2 separate regions of the Homo sapiens genome follow, and region 1 is linked to region 2. Evidence: chromatin loops called from intact Hi-C (ENCODE). Cell type or tissue: prostate gland. All regions are shown on one strand. Links, peaks and the distances in the headings refer to the core of each region. The heading gives the core; the rest is flanking DNA. Region 1 overlaps LINC00673 (long intergenic non-protein coding RNA 673). Region 2 overlaps LINC00673 (long intergenic non-protein coding RNA 673).

Region 1 (8,333 bases), core at 260-8,259, 45 kb before region 2:
GCCCCTAATTACATCAAAGTACAGAGTCAGAGAATTAAAAGTTGACCTTCCATGAGTCTTTCTGAGGATAGAATTTGATGATTCTATGATTTCTTATCTAGAAGTGAAAGCCTTTAACATGCCCTTTAAAGTTTCATTCAAAACACAAAACAAGATGAAAAATCCATACATATAACAGCCAAACCATTTTCTTTTCATGGTAAGTTGCAAGCATATAGCTAAAGACCCCCCCAAAGCCACAATTCCCAGTAGTTTTCCAAGTTTTCACCTGCGTGAAAATTGATTTGGACCCCTCTCCAGAGCACCATTCATAATCCATCCCTCTTGGCCAGGGGGGTCACAGTGTGTCCTCTGGCAACTCTGGCTAGAACATAAGACTGTAGGAGGAAAGTGCTCAGATTAGAAAAAAACTGAAAAAAGTCCTATCATGAGATCCATTTCTCGTATCATTCCTACAGAAACAAGACACAGAGAGATGTTCAGAAAAGAAAGCAAAGGGTCAAGTGTAAACTGATAGGTCTACTTCAAACATGAACCAAGAGGTTTATTTGATTGTATAGGTCAAAAGACTTGTGGGGCTTGAGGGCCTTTCAAATCGGAAGTCCAGCTTATCTATTTATAGCAAGAAAGAGGACAGAAAATACCATGGGCATCTGAAATGTACTGTTTTATAAGGTGGCATTTGTGATTTTTCTTTAGAAGAAAAAAAAGAGATAGAGCTCTAGGCATAGTGTTTGACTGAAGTGGAATACCACATGTGTTTTTTTTGGTGTGTATTTGCTTTAGCAAAGTAATAAAACAAAAATTTATAAAGCGAAGGTTTTCTTGGTTACAATTCAGAGGAAATATTTGTGAAGTCTTGACCAACTGCACATACTGAAGATGATCCCCCCGTGGAAATGACTTCTTAGCAAGGGGGAAAATGACAGTCTGGGCATATATGTTAACAAGGGGACAGTGGTCCTTACAATCCATCTTTGTTCAGTCCCAGAAAAGAAGATAATAATAATTTATCTCCAGACATTGGATCAGTAGTTTACCTGATCCAATCTTCATCTGCAAGATGAAAAATGGATCTTATAATTGCAAGTTATATACGCAGTACATTTCTCAGATGTGCGTGGTATTTTCTGTCCTTCCTCTTGCTATGGATAGATAAGCTGGACTTCTGATTTGAAAGGCCCTCAAGCCCCACAAGTCTTTCGACCTGTAAAATCAAACAAAACCTATTGATTCATGTTTGAAGTAGACCTATCAGTTTACACTTGACCCTTTGCTTTCTTTTTGAACATCTCTGTCCTGCTTCCGTAGGAATGGTACCAGAAATGGATCTCATGATAAGGCTTTTTCAGTTTTTTTCTGATCTGAGCACTTTCCTCCTATAGACTTGTGTTCTAGCCAGAGTTGCTGTAGGACACACTGTGACCCACCCTGGCCAAGAGGGATGGATTATGAATGGTGCTCTGGAGAGGGGGCCAAATTTCTGCACTGTAAACCTTCACCTACATTTTCTAGTGGACCTCTACATCTGTTGTCTGCACCAAACAGCATCCCTACCTTTAGGAAAACTATCTCCCGGTGTCTCATGGCAAAGGGCAAATGAGTCTCTCTGAGCCCTGGTTTTTGCAGACTCAGCCTCACAGGACACAAACCTGAAACGCAGTTGCTCACACCCTGTGTTTACTTTTATTTCCAGCCACATCTGGAGGCCAAAATTCATAAGTTTGTTGCCAAGCCTTACAACAGTTTACTGAGTTTGTACGTTAAGGGAAGGGGGAAAAAATGCTCTCCTGACTTGTCGAGTGTAAAATGGATGGAGGAATCAGTGGGCAAACCCTAAACCCCAACCATGTTTATTAACATCTGCGGCCTGCCGGCAGACGGGGAAGGCGTGAGCGGGCTATGTTTGTCTTGGAGGTTTTAGCTCAGAGAGCTCCATGGTGTACGCTCTCCATATATATACAGCCAGGCATCTTTTTAACCCACCAGAGACCAGGAGAGGGAAACAAGGGCTGTTCAGAAGCGGAGGAGCCCAGGTCCGATAGGGGAAGAGCAGGGATGGGCACTTGGCCGTGTTTACAATCAGGGCAGTGCAGTGGGTGGGCCGATTCTTGTGACGTACTTGAGGCTTAAAAAACGATCATAAATCTAATGTCTGTCAAACAGGGCTGGCATTTTCTTTTCCTTTCACAACTACGTTTTGTATGACCAAAAAAAGAAAACCAAAAAAAACCCACTTTTTTTTTTTTTTTTTTTTTTTTTTTAACAAGGAACCCTCAAGACTCTCATGAAGAGCATCTCTCTATCTAGTGTCCACAGTTGGGGTGGAAGCCCTGCCAGGAACCCATTGAGTGTTTTGGTGGAGGCCGTAATCTCTCTCTGCTGGAGGAAGGTGTCGCCATTCGTGTTTATTTATTTATTTATTTATTTATTTATTTATTTATTTATTTTTGCATTTTCACAGAGACATTGGAGTGGGAATGGCCACACCGAATGGGCCAAGACCTGAAGCCCTGTGTTCAACAACTTGGTTTTTACCAGGGATTTACCCAGTTTGCTTTGGGTCAGACGGGAGCACCCCGAGCAAGCCAAGAGCTCCTTTAGTTTACTGTCCTTCTGCCATGAATATAGCAGGAACCAAGGGGCAATTCTGTAAGGCCCCAGGATGGAGGGAGGATGTGCTGTTTGTGGCCGCCAGCCACAGACCCTCTGCCTAGGGAGAAATGTGCTGGGGATGTCCTTTTAGCAGACGGTTTGGCTCTCTGGTACCTCACGTCTGAGGTGAGCCCGCCAAAGAAAAGGGCGCTTTTTGTGGTCAGAGCCCAGGGCTTGGACGAAACCCTCGGACAGAGGCAGTATGTGCCCGGGGGAGGCGTGGCCTACCAAGAAGGAGAAAAACCCCCCTGTCTGTGAGGAGCGTGGCTGCCAGGCCTCTCCACTCAAGGAACAGTGAGTGACTGTTGGAAAGCTTGGCCTGCCCCGACGTCCAGGTGTGCCTGGCCAGTCAGGTGTGTCATCGCATGAAAAGCACGAGGCCGTGTGTCCGCCGGCCCCATCGCCACCCACCTCTGCCCACCCTTGCCAGAGCTTTCCAGATACCCTGGGAAGTTGACCCTCTGCTCTTACGCAGGCTGGGTGGGGTCAGGGCTTCCCTCCCCCACCACCCTCACTGTACCAGATCTTCACGTTCCATTTTCCACAGTGGGCAGCGTCCCAGCCAAGCTGTGAGCTCTCGGATCTGAAGAGCTCACTGCTTTTCAGGGCTTTTTTCCTGGCCCCTGGCCACACTTAGCTGCTAGGTTATTTGGGCAGGATTGTTCAAGGGTGTGAAACCAATGGGGCCAGAGTGGGAGGTTGGGGCTCAACCCAGTGGGGTGAGATTTCCCTGTGGGCTTCGGGTTGGGGGCACTGACACATCCCCAGCAGGGCCTCCTGGAAGAAACCCAGCCGCTGAGATGCCAGTACTTTTCCATGGGTGGGTGGGGCGGGGAGGAGGAGGACTTTGAGCCCCAGTGACCTGGCCGCCCAGGGATTTTCCAGGCTTGCTTTGGGGAGGTTATCCCAACTAGGGACTAGGAATCAGGAAGCCTTCATTTTATTTTGTAAAATTGTAACCAAGCTTCGCACTTATGATAATAAAATGCTGGGTGGACGTACTGGAGGTCCTCATCAATGCCTTCCCAGAACCCTCAAGACCACGAGGGGTAAAGGTGCCTTAGCAAGATGAGTTATCTGGTAAAGGCAACATCTCATGATTTTTCCCTTTGCTTCAAAATGTACTGTCGTGTTACTGAGCTCGGTGGAAGGTGCTAGAACAAGGACTGCTCTCCAGGGCTCTCTGTGTTTCTCACCTTACCTCGAGGTCATGCCTGCAGTTTGTAAAAAGGAGTGTTCCCCAGCCTGTATCCTCATGGGTCTTGTGTTCTCCCGAGTCTAATTATTTTTTTAAAACATTTTCAGAATTTCCGCTTTCTACGGTGCGGCTTTGGAGCTGGGGTCCACCCCAGTTCTGCCTGGGGTGCAGCCAGCACGCAGCTCCCTAGGTTCATTCATGCAGCTGACTGTATCTGTGTCAGGCATCTGCTTCATGTCATTTTCTTGGAGGGGCCTTTGCAGTTGCTGTGATGCTGTTCCCACCCCCATATCATTCTACTTTGCAGAAACTTCATGATTTATAACTGAATGTTTGTGTTTACTTGTTTTGACCTGTGTCCCTCTGGAATACACACCACACAGGCAGAGGCGAAGCCCTAGCTCCCAACATAGCATCGGCCACGCCATCGATGCCCCATCAGGATTTGAGTTAATACCTCCAGAGTGGGAGATGTGTGGCAAATTAAACCCCAACTGCTGTTGGGAAGTTCTGCATTTTGGATTCCTACATCCCTGCGACTCTGATTTATACTTGGCTGCTTCTAGGGAAAGGAGGATGAAAGGGGATTGACATTTAACATTGAAACCTGATTATTTACCTCTCAGACTTACAGCATGCTCAGAGCTGTGGGATTATGGAGTATTTATTTATTTTTATTTTTCATTTGTAAAAAAGGTAGAGGCTGGGCGTGGTGGCTCACGCCTGTAATCCCAGCACTTTGAGAGGCTGAGGCGGGCAAATCACGAGGTCAGGAGTTCGAGACCAGCCAGTTTGAGATCAGCCTGGCCAATATGGTGAAACCCCATCTCTACTAAAAATACAAAAATTAGCCGGGTGTAGGTGGTACGCACCTCTAATCCCAGCTACTCGGGAGGCTGAGGCAGGAGAATAGCTTGAACCCAGGAGGCAGAGTTTGCAGTGAGCCAAGATCACACCACTGCACTCCAGCCTGGACAACAGAGCGAGACTCTGTCTCAAAAAATAAAAAAGAAATAAGGTAGAGACAGGGTCTTCCTATGTTGACCAGGCTGGTATTGAACTCCTGGCCTCAAGCAGTCCTCCCACCTCTGCCTCCCAAATTGCTGAGATTACAGGTGTGAGCAAGCGTGCCTGGCCTTATTTATTTTTAAATTTTTATTGGTAAATTTATTTTAGATGGAGAAAAGAAATGCAAATAGGATCATGTGTTCTCACTATTGGTTGTTATTGTTATTGGCAGAGATGAATAATTAATTATGGCAGTATTTTTCTTAACCAATAAATTGCGGTCTTCTGCTTCTTGGCAGTGTCTGAAAGTAGTAGGTTCTGATTTGGTGTTAGTATAAGTCCCCAGTTCCTTCTGCTGTTGCCTGGGTGAGAGGTGGCCCCGGGCACCTCAGAGGCTACTCATTGTGTGACCGTGTCAAGTGGACACTTTCTGCAGATGGGCTCAAAAGGCTCACGTGTTTTGTCACTCATCACAGTATCGCTTTAAACTGAGAGCCTGGTTTTGGTTATGAATTCTCAAATGCCTAGAGGTTGGGAACTTTGGAGTCTTCTCTAAGTATCTTCTGGTTGAAGGGCCTAGTTGGTATGAATGTCTACACAAGAGGCCCAGGACATTTTTTGGGAGGACAGTATGAATCTTGCAGGCCCTGAGGTCTAGAGAATAATGGCTGGGCTGGGAGTTTTAGGCTTGGCTTTGCTTCCACCCCAAGGCTTTCCTTTACCCCAAAGTTGGGCACCCATATTTCACTGATCCTACGTAACCATAGACACACACACACACACACACACACACACACACACAAAACCCAAGGTACAAATATCCAACGTATACAATTTGTAAAGATGTAAATAAGGCAAGTGTCTATCTGAGGCTCCTAAGCCATTTAGTGGTCAAAGTTACAGCCTTCAGTTCTCTCAACAATCTCTTGACCACATGATGTGAAGTTTTGCCCGTTATTTATTGGAAACGGCCTGGCAGAATTGGACTCTTCTACATCTTTCTACATACAAGATGCTGGAATAATCTCCATCCCTATACTAAATGGAGGATATTTTGGGAAGTGAGGTTTCTTTTCTTTTTTTTTTATTTTTTTTGAGATGGAGTTTCGCTCTTTTTGCCCAAGCTGGAGTGCAATGGCGCGATATCAGTTCACTGCAACTTCTGCCTCCCAGGTTCAAGCGATTCTCCTGCCTCAGCCTCCTGAGTAGCTGGGATTATAGGCACCCACCACCACGCCCAGCTAATTTTTTGTATTTTTCATAGAGACGGGGTTTCACCATGTTGGCCAGGCTGGTCTTGAACTCCTGACCTCAGGTGATCCACCCACCTCGGCCTCCCAAAGTGCTGGGATTACAGGTGTGAACCACGGAGCCCGGCTGGAATGGGATTTCTTAAGGTGAAACTCTGAAATGTTTTACATTCATCTCACAACAGAAAAAGATACTTAGTTCTGGACCATGCCTTCAAGAGGCACCCATCTTAACAGAAACAGAAACATAGGCCTACAAGTTCTTGTAATACAAACCCAGCTAGAAACTTACAAGCCATGAGAGTTGGAGGCAGACGATGTGGATCTCTGAACAGCCCGGTAGAAAGAGTTGAATGTATACTAAATGATACTGGAAACCAATAGTCCTAAGCTTGAACTGATGCCTACATTAATTTGAAATTCTACCTATTTTTTTTTTCTGAAACATTTAAGGCAGTTAGCATACCCAATCTCCGCCTCCTCAGTTATAAACTTGAACCTTGACTTGTGTACATTCGTAAAACTTTGCTTGCACGTGTCTTGGTTTCATGCATGATTCTACAGCCTGTATATGTGCACTGTGGAGTTGGGCTATGCTGAGTTTCTGCATTTGACTGTAAGCCCTTGGAGGCAAGGCATGTGTTTATTCTTTGCTCCTTTATACACATGCCATAGTGTGCAAAGTGATACTCCTCCTCAAGAGGCTGTTTAACCACATGTTTGGAGTTTCTGAGACTTTCGGGAGGAGGGTCAGACCTCTTTTGCTTTGCTCCCCACCTTCTTCCTCCCTGCCTTCCTCCCTGGTTAATCATGTCTGTTGGGCTAGCAGGTGTGCAGGGGTACTGACAGGTCCCATGTCGGAAGCCTGGAATGGGATGACTGAGGCTCCCATCGCTGTCTTTATCTCAGACCTTGGGTTTAAGTAACTTTCTGAAAACCACAGTCCCACCACAGCACAGAAGCCAGTGGGGTGACACGAGGAGCAGGCCTGGGTTCCCCCGGTTGCCTGGTTCCAAGAGGGGCCCGTCGTCCTGTGCTCTGGGGTGGCCTTGGGATTAGGAGAGCCCAGCTAAACAACCTTCCCATCAGGCTCCTGGTCACAGCACGAGGCTTTAACGTCAGCCGAGCCTGGCAAAGAAAGTGTCATATTATGGGGCTTTAGGATTTCCGTTTAGTATTTCAGAATATCTGCATATTCTTACCTGGTAAATCATTTCTTTTCTGTTAGGATTTTCTGATAAACCCAAAGACGCCTTCAACCATTGCCCATACATGGCTTCCACAAGGAAAAGAATCATCCTTTTACCTCCTAGCTGGCTTTCCTTCTGCAATCGAAGATCTTCAACCTCTCCCCATCCCTTGACCACCGCCCCCCAACTTGGTTCTTCTGTACCTCCAGACACCCCAGAGAGACAGGAAGGAGGAGGAAGGATGGTTCAGATCTTGCCAATGGAGATGATAAAGCAGTGTAAATGCAGGCCCGAGGCCACGCGACCCCTGCACTCCTGGGAGCTCCTCTCACTTACTCGTCTGACTTTGAGCACAGCCAACTACCTCCCTGTGGCCTCATTCACATACCACCTCTGCCAGGCTTCCTCATTTTCTGTCCTTGGTGATTAACTGATCACTTATTATCTGCCTGCCTGGTGGTGTGCATGCCTTAAAAAGCTATAAAAACCTCGGTGTCCAAGATGGCACAGCTAGAGAATACCAGAGTTGCCATTCATACTCAGACATACCCAACAGCTTTCTTTCCAAGTTAACCCTTTGGCAAATGACCCTGTGGCCATTTCCTTCCTCACCAGCTCAGACGCCCCTGCCCCGATAACCCAGGGAGGTGGGAGCCACCTTCTCCCCCAGCCTCAGTGTGCACATGGAGCGTATTCTGTATATTAATGTATACATTATATATAATATACACAAACATAGATAATCCATATCACAAAATATAAGTGTTAGTTGGTATCATCTTTCTTAGTAGATTTCCACTCTGGAAAGCCTGGAAGCTCCCGTCTCTTCTTTGCATTTCCGGTGCCTGGTCTAATCCCTGGCACATAGTAGGCGTTCCATCAATACTGAAATACCTTATGGTGTGCTGGTGATTGTAGAGAGAGGTCTTTGCTCACTAGTTTCTTGTCTTTTGTTGTTATACGGTTGCCTGAGGGCTTAGTGATTTTTTTTTCCTTAAGAAAACTCCTTCTTCCCTAAGGGCTGTGTGGTTG
Region 2 (8,333 bases), core at 163-8,162:
AAATATCTATCATGGTTCATCCTTGTCCAAATGCAGAGTCAGAGCTATTTGTACTTCATTATTATTTCCAAGGCGAATAGTTGGCTTTCTTTTTGCAAAAATAATTAAAGTTTTTGTATGTTGCAGTTGCTGTGCTTGTATGACCATTTAGTGAATTTGGTGTCTTCTAAATAGAACAGTGGAGTCCTTGTGGACATCTCAGATTCATCACAAAATGATTGAGGAGAACCTCTTGAAGATGTTTAGAGCTATTGAAATTTACAGATTGTTGATGGGTTTTCACCTTTTCCTTCCTTTCTTGACACACAGTTACAGGCATTGTATTCCTTGGATTCCTACAGGTGTCAAGGAACAGAGATCCACTTACGTTACCTTCATAAATCCTGGTTTATTCAAAAGTCACAGTAAGGTAGACAGGAAATAGTCCCAGCCACTGCCTAGCTAAGCCTTTTCAAAAAGCCCAAGGTCATTCAGCAGATGCAGAAGCACTAGTTGGTTTTCAAAGATAACAAGAGCAATACCATCATGGTCGTTTTGATCCTCTGTTCAGCAGCAGGGTTCGCTGCCCCTGACTTTAGAATTCTGCCATCGTGATGAGCTGAAGGTCACCAACGGTCCCAGTTTGCCCAGGACTAAAGGGTTTCTTGGGATGAAGGACATTCAGTGCTAAACCTGGGACAGTCCTGGGCAAACTGGGAAAACTGGTCACCCTCCTGGGTGACTCAACGACCATGCCTCTACTTTGTTACTTACTATTAACTGACTGATGCTGTTGACTGGTTTAGCCAATCTGCATTCAGAGCTTTTGCGTCTGGTTACTTCGTTGGCCTTCAGGCAGCCACAGATGGATGCTATTGGATCAGGCACCAATGCTGACCAAATCAATTGTTTCCAGGATGGTAGGGTTGTATGAAGAACCAACTGAGACCATGTCCTTCTGAGTGTTGTGGATGGTGGGCATGGCAGGCCTTCAAGGTATCAGGGATTCCTCTCCAATACAGCCTTACTTACAAAGGAGAAACTAACTTTCTCATGAAAAACAAAACAGTTCATTAAGAAACAAAACTAACACAGCCACTGGGAACTGAGGAAGAGAGACTGTAACATGTGTGCAAGCACACACACACACACACACATGCATACACATGCTGTCTGTAGAATCATGAGCCAGGATTCCAAATCTGCATCTTTGCTAGACAGAGATCAAGAACTAAAACCTTTGGGATGGTGTTGTCTGGGAAGCAAAGGAGTTGGCTAGAGGACTTCCTGAAATTCCTTTAAACTCTAGAATCCTTTAAAATATCAAGGGTGTGTAAACTGGGGCTAAGTATGTACATTCTCTCTAAAGGCTCCTAGATAACCTTTGAGTTCAATTCAGTGTGGAGTGGGGCCTCCCAGCTTATACTTACCTTTCTAGACACTGACTTTTATCTGGGATGAGGGAGCAGAATTTGGAGGTGGTAGTCAGGGCGGGGGTAGGGAGGGGAGTGGGTAAGGGATAGTTGCACCAGCCCAACTTTTTTGGTCTTAAGAACAACCTGAACGCAAATTACAGGGTCTTTTGTGGACTAGAAAAAGCCAGGTTTTCAGGATCACGTGGCGTCCTGAAGTTGTTGCTGCTTGTCAGGGCATCTGACCTCCATCTTCTCTGCTGAAAGACAGGCATGAGTGTTTGCAGTGCCGGAACAGGGGCCTTCAGATAATTTCATTCATCTGGCATGGCAAGACCACAGGGAGGGAATTACATGCTAGGGTAGAGATGAACTTATGGACGTATCATGCACCTTGGTGTTTGCCCCTGTAGTGATTCTCACTACCTTCGCTACCATTGGAGGGATGCTCACCCACCTCCTTGGGTGCCATTTTTCTTTTTTAAAAGATGAAGGCATTTCAGATGATCCCTTCATTTATGTTCTACTTTCATTCTTTGGTTTCAAAAGAAGTCCTGATCTTATGTCAAAGGCAACAATCTCTTCTCTCAATCTCTCTCTCTCTCTCACTCTCTCTCTCTGGCTCACTCTGTCACCCAGGTTGGAGTACAGTGGCATGATCTCAGCTCACTGCAGCCTCGACTTCCTGGGCTCAAGAAATCCTCCTGTCTCTGCCTTCCGAGTAGCTGTGATCACAGTTGTATGCCATCATGCCCAGGTAATTTTTTTTATTTTTATTTTTTTGTAGAGACAGGGTCTCACCATCTTGCCCAGGCTCGTCTTGAACTCCTGGGCTCAAGCAATCCTCCTGCCTTGGCCTCCTGAAGTATGTGAGCCAATGCGCCTGGCCCTCTCTTTTCTTATCTCCTTATCCATATGCAATCACAGAACCTGAGAGGCTGAAGTGGTCTAAAGCATCACTCTTCTCTAGATTTATCTCTGACTAATGCAGGAATCCCCTTTCAAATCAGGCAAGGGATCGTTCAGCCCAGGGGAGAGAGGACTATGAGAGAGGCTGAGTGATACCCAGCCTGATGGGGAAGCAGTTGAATTTTAAAGAGTGTTTCATACACTATCAGGTGGCCATGAATGTCAATTTCTTAATGAGATTTTGTGCTAAATGCTTTTTGCCCTCTTCCCCATGTTTGTTCTGGTTTAAAAAAAAAAAAAAAAGCACAGTGCAGGGAGGCAGAGAGACCTAAGTTTTTGTCTCAGAAAGCTCCTCATCATCTTAATTCCTTCCGTATAAAATGAGGGGTTTGGGCCACACGATCCCTGGAGCCTCTTCTATTAATAGTTCTGACATCCACGATGCTGGCATATTTGATGGATAAGCTATCAGCCTTCTAGGAGTCCATGTCTTAAAGTTTTGCTGGGGTTTTAGGTCTCATGTTAGAATAGTACGTTAGACATTGTCCAAGGTGCAATGTAAAGTGATTTCATCTTGCCTTAATTTCATTATGAACATAACTATTTCAAATTAGCTCCCCGACACCGCCCCCACCCCCCAATTTTGTTCAGCCTCGCCTGTGAGATTTTCCATGGCATTGGAACTTGATCCACAGGAGAACTTTGATCCTCTTCAAGCGGCCCTGGAAACCCATGTGGGAAAATATTAGTCATGTTGACAGGAGAGATAGGAGGTTCTCGTGGTGAAACAAGTCCCTCTGCTCAGGAGGCTGCAGTTTAAAGGATTTCAAGGTGACCTTGGAAGTGGTCACTGACCTTGGATAAGACCCTTATATGCCAGGCTGGTGGAGAACAGGTGGAGGGAGGCCTGAAGACAGCCCTAAACTGAGGGGTCTGGAAACCTGATCACCGGCCCTGCCCTTGGCTTCAACTAAGTCCGGGTCACATGTGAGTCACTCTAGCCTTTTCTCTGGGTCTCAGTTTTCTCATCTATAAAAGGGACAGAGAAGGGGCAGGGGTTGGTCTTGACGATTCTCTGAGGTTCCTGCCATGCATCAAGTTCTCAGCCTTGCCTGGCCCAGCTGGTTCCTGACAAGCAGTAGCCCTTTCTCCCTTTGCCTTTGGCTGTGCAAGTCAAAAACAGGGCTGTCCGGGAAGTCCATTACCAAAGAATACTTCAAAGCTGTTTGCACGCATTGTCAGTTGCACTGAACATGAGTTTGTTGAGGGAGAAGGTAAATAGACATACAGGCTGATGACAGGAGGGGTGGAAGGGGGACCACTATTTACCCCCAGGGTGGCTGGGAGGGGAAAAAAAAAGAAACCCTGCCTGCCGTTTTGACCAATAAATAAAAACTGGGAGCTCTGCGTGGCTAAAACCATAGGGGATTTATTAGTTTGCTTAGTGAAAGGCAAATATTAAGTCTTAAGTTGACCCGTCCTGGGACCTGCCTTTTGGCTTTTGTATGCCGTGCGGCACCGATCACTGGGCCCTCGGGTTATCGAGTTCTGTTGGAGTTTTTTTTTTTTTTTTAATTGTTTTCCATCTCCGTCTTTTCTTCCTCTTTCACCTGCCCCCTTCCCACTATGTCCCGCCTTTTTCGGTAACTTAGGTCTGGGTTTTGGAGGGGTGAGAAGGGCAAGGGTGAAAAACATGTTCTGCTTGTAGAACTGTCTATGCCCAGGGCTCTGGCCAGCCCAGGAATTGCCGATGCCCGGGATGTGGTGGCTCAGGGTAGTGACTCCAGCAGGTGGTCCTCCTGGGTCCCTTCCATCCTCTCTCCTGGACTATTAATGTTAGGTCCCAGGTGTAAGGCAAAGGCCTTGTCCCTCACGAAAATGAGCATAATGACAAGCATTGGAAAAGAACAGAGCACGCCTATTTCTAAGTTTTAACTTTCCTATCCCATCTGAGTCTTCATACCCAGCAGATGATTTCAGCCTGAAAGAGGAACTGTTCAAGGTGGGGCTGTGTCCATTAGGGTCTGACCAGGGCTTGTGACTCACCATGGAGTGAAATATCGGGACAAGAGGGGCTGGATGGCCACCGAGTCTATTCAGTTTTCAAGTAGGAGATGCAGTGAAACTAAACTAGATGGAGCATTGTTTATCCTTTGCTTTAAACATCCACAGTGTAATCCAGGCTATTCTAAAACATTGCAGTTTGTGGGTGCTACGGTCTCATGGGTGGTGCTTGCTAACAGCCACCCACTGTCATGTACAGCACAGCAGGACACACTGCTCCATGCCAGACCCTAAGTGCCCATTTCCTGGTCCACCCCAGTGACTGTCCAGGATGCATCTTTTTTTTTTTTTTCTTTTGAGACAGAGTCTTGCACCGTTGCCCAGGCTGGAGTGCAGTGGCGCAATCTCGGCTCACTGCAAGCTCTGCCTCCTGGGTTCACGCCATTCTCCTGCCTCAGCCTCCCGAGTAGCTGGGACTACAGGCACCTGCCACCACACCCGGCTAATTTTTTGTACTTTTAGTAGAGACGGGGTTTCATCGTGTTAGCCAGGATGGTCTTGATCTCCTGACCTCGTGATCCACCCACCTCGGCCTCCCAAAGTGCTGGGATTACAGGCGTGAGCCACTGCGCCAGCCCAGGATGCATCTTATTAATCTACGTGGGGCACTATGGCTTCCCAAATCACTACTCACATTCTAGAACTGCTTACTTCAGAAAGTTTCTTGCACATTCCAGTAATTATTTTTTTTTTTTTTTGAGATGGGGGTCTCACTATGTTGCCCAGGCTGGTCTTGAACTCCTCCACTCAAGCAATCCTCCCACCTCAGCCTCCCAAAGTGCTGGGATTACAGGTGTGAGCCACCATGCTTGGCCCAGTAATGATTTTTTATTGAATTCAGCACGATCGTTAATCCTTTGGCAATTCTTCACAGAGGAGTATTTTTTAAAGGATAGACATCGGGCATCCAGGGTACTGAAATCCTACGAATGCTTCGAGGCTCATCTCAAATGCTTCCTTCTCTCAGAAGCCGTCCTGGATTTCTCCTTCCCTCTCAACCAGTTGTGACCTCTCCCTCACATATTCTGACATAGGTACTCAAAAAAATGTCAGTCTTCCTTCCTTGACCATAGCACTTTAGTATCTCATTTACTGCACTTACAATGGACTTGTTTTGGCACCCTCTTCTCTCCCAACTCTCTTTCTCTCTCTTTTATAAGAATAGGGACTGAGTCATTGTTTACTCATTGAAATTTATCGTTGAAATGCTCCCAAACGTCCATGGTCACATGGGAAGCACTGTGATGGGCATTTCATATACTTCTCATTTAATCATCGGCAAACAAGACTTTACAGTAATCAATTGCTTTGACCAAGTCTTTTATGTGAACTTTGAGATTCAAAACCAGGGTCATGGACAATCTGAAATTCAGAGCTTGTGAAGTTGCAGCATGATGGCTTTTACATGGTAGGATGTACAAAAATGATGTTGAGTTGACTTTTCCTATTACCAACCTGTTATTGTGTGTACCACCAAATTTGCCTTTTTTTTTTTTTTTTTGCTTGCTCAGGAGTAATCAATAAAGTGTTTTCCACTTTGGGAGGCCAAGACAGGAGGATCACTTAAGCCCAGGAGTTTCAGACCAGCCCGGGCAACATAGGGAGACCCCCATCTCTACAAAATTAAAAAAACAAAAACAAAAACAAACATAGCCAAGTGTGGTGGTGCATGCCTGTAGTCCCAGCTACTTGGGAGGCTGAGGTGAGAGAATCGGTTGAACCTGGGAGGTCAAGGCTGCAGTGAACTGTGATTGAGTCACTGCACTCCAGCCTGGGTGACAGAGTAAAACCCTGACTCAAAAAATCAATAAAGAAAGAAAGTGTTTTCCAAACAGCAGAGAAATTTTGTTTGTTGCCTGATTGGTTGGTTTCCATGTAGAAACTCTTCCTGAAAATAGAATTATGTCTGATTTTTGCCAGTTACCCCATGAGCTAGTTTCATTTTTAGGGTGGGAAATAAAAATATCAGTTCAAAAGTTTAGATCAAAATTTCTAGGGTTTCGTTCACCCTGTCTAATAAGGAGAACTTAAAAAAAAAAGGATCTTCCCATTAATATCCAAATAATTTCACTCTGTCTAATAGGGAGAACTACAGAAAAAACAAAAGGGACCTGCCCATTAATATCCAACCTCACAGGTAGAGACCTTCGGTGTTAATAGGCAGATCCCTTGCCATGAGAACTGGACCTAGGTTCAAGGTCTTACCACCTGAGGACCAAAGGCCAAGGGAGAAAAGGCACCACTCAGGGGCAAGCAGGCCCTGGGAGGAAAAGTCTGTCTCCCTTGACTCCTGATTTCTCCTCCTGGGGGTTTGTGGGGGTGGGGGTGGGGGTGGTGGTATGGGGGTGTGTGGAGCAGATAAAGGAGGATTGAAGAGAACTGACATGTAGGGCAGAAGCTTTGCCTGTTTGGGAGACGAGAGACACTGAAAGCTCACCCCATTCTTAATTCATACACACCAATAAAATAAGAGTTTGGACCAAGAGGTTGTCATCTGTGAACCACAGTCACTAGGCACGGCTTCAGACATGAGAGAAATGATATAACATTCAGCCAAGAAAGATCAGGCCATTCAGGAAATAATGAAGTTCAGTGGTTTTATGGGACTTTCCAGTTTTCAAGCTCTTTGTAAATCTTCTCCTTGGAATCTCGCAGTGGCTTTGGGAGAAGGATAGAGACCTTGTTTTGTGGGCTGAGGGAGGTGTACTGACTTGCTGTAGAGACCACCCATAGGCCCCTGTCCCTAAGGGCAGTGTTGTGGTTCTCTATGTATCAGTCACCAAAGGCCGCTGCAACAAAACACCTCCATATATCAGTTCCTTCACTTGACAAGTTTTTCTCATTTACACATTAGTTAAATGTGACTTAGCAATAGTAGGGACCGGAGGCTCTTTTTCATGCAGAAATTCAGGGACCCAGGTTCCCTCTGTTTTAGGATATCACTACCTTCAGAGGCATCCTCTTCTACCAGTGAACACAGAGAAAGTGCTGTGAGAGGACATGCACCTGTTTGACCATCTTGGCCTGGAAGAAACACCCATCGCTTCTGCTCACTTTCCATTGGCAGGAATTGATCCCAAGGCTCCACTTGGATGCAAGAGAGCTGGGAAATGTCCAACTCCATGGAAGGAGGGGGTGGAGAACAGGAGTGCTGGGGAGGACTTGCAGCTCCTGCCATGCAAACTGAACCCCCTGTGGGGCTACTGAGGTGCAGCTTATTGGCCTCTGTTGTGGCCATTGAGGCCCGTGGGTCTGGCCTTCTGGATGCCCCATTGTCACAGGCCTGGGTGTGCAGGCTTAGTGCTTTTCTACTACCAGGCTCAGAGAGTTGAGGACTTCTGCCCAGGCTTACTGGCTCTCAAAGGGAAGCAGGATGGAGTCATGGTGGAGGACGACAGCTCTGGCCCAGAGTGCCTGGGCCTGAGCTTCTTCACCAGCCCCTAGCCGTGTAACCTTGAGTGAGTGACTAAGCCCCTCTGTGCCTCAGTTTCCTTCCTTTAAACTGCTTCCTTGGGTGATTGCAAAGTTTGGCCGAGATATTACAGGTGCAGCTCCTAGGGCGGAGCCAGGAGCACAGCGCCCAAGCAGTGTGGCGTCGGAGCTCTCTCTATACTCTGAACATGGCGCCATCAGGGCCCGTCTGCCATAACTCTGCCTCAGATGATCTCTATGCCCAGATGGGAAGAGGAAACGTCAAATGTGAACTTCTGCCATTGCGTCTCTGTTGTCCGGCTGTGGGAAGGTGTCGCTGACTCTTGCTGGCCGTGGCGGTTTTATTTGGGATTGGGGACAGAGCTGAGCTGCAGACACTGGCACTCAATGGTCTCTCCTTCTGGTCACCATGCACACCACATCAGTCTCACGTGACTTTAACATCAGTCAGGCGTTTTCCTAAAGGCCAAGTTCTCTCCAGAATCTGTCAGTTTCACCTACCGACTGCAGAGACCCTGCAAAACACTCATGAGACAT

The links. Peaks named below come from ENCODE experiments on the same cell type or tissue, not always from the same donor. Only the 100,000 strongest peaks of a DNase experiment are listed, where the experiment ranks them.
Region 1: it touches region 2 in a loop (2.2-fold over the local background); 3 of 110 quality-filtered maps call a loop at or near these places.

What each region holds. Positions count from the first base shown.
Region 1 is chr17:72,440,416-72,448,748 of GRCh38, reverse strand. The region is part of intron 1 of LINC00673 (long intergenic non-protein coding RNA 673); the gene reads left to right. Among named protein-coding and RNA genes, the nearest start is that of LINC02003, 100 kb to the right of the region's middle. In prostate gland, for the core only: no CTCF peak of the experiment used is centred there; no DNase peak of the experiment used is centred there.
Region 2 is chr17:72,395,119-72,403,451 of GRCh38, reverse strand. LINC00673 (long intergenic non-protein coding RNA 673) reads left to right here. Exons shown (of 4, transcript NR_152516.1): 4 at 1-130. Among named protein-coding and RNA genes, the nearest start is that of LINC02003, 56 kb to the right of the region's middle. RefSeq lists an enhancer at 2,890-3,184. In prostate gland, for the core only: no CTCF peak of the experiment used is centred there; a DNase peak (open chromatin) is centred at 3,621; H3K27ac peaks cover 2,745 bases.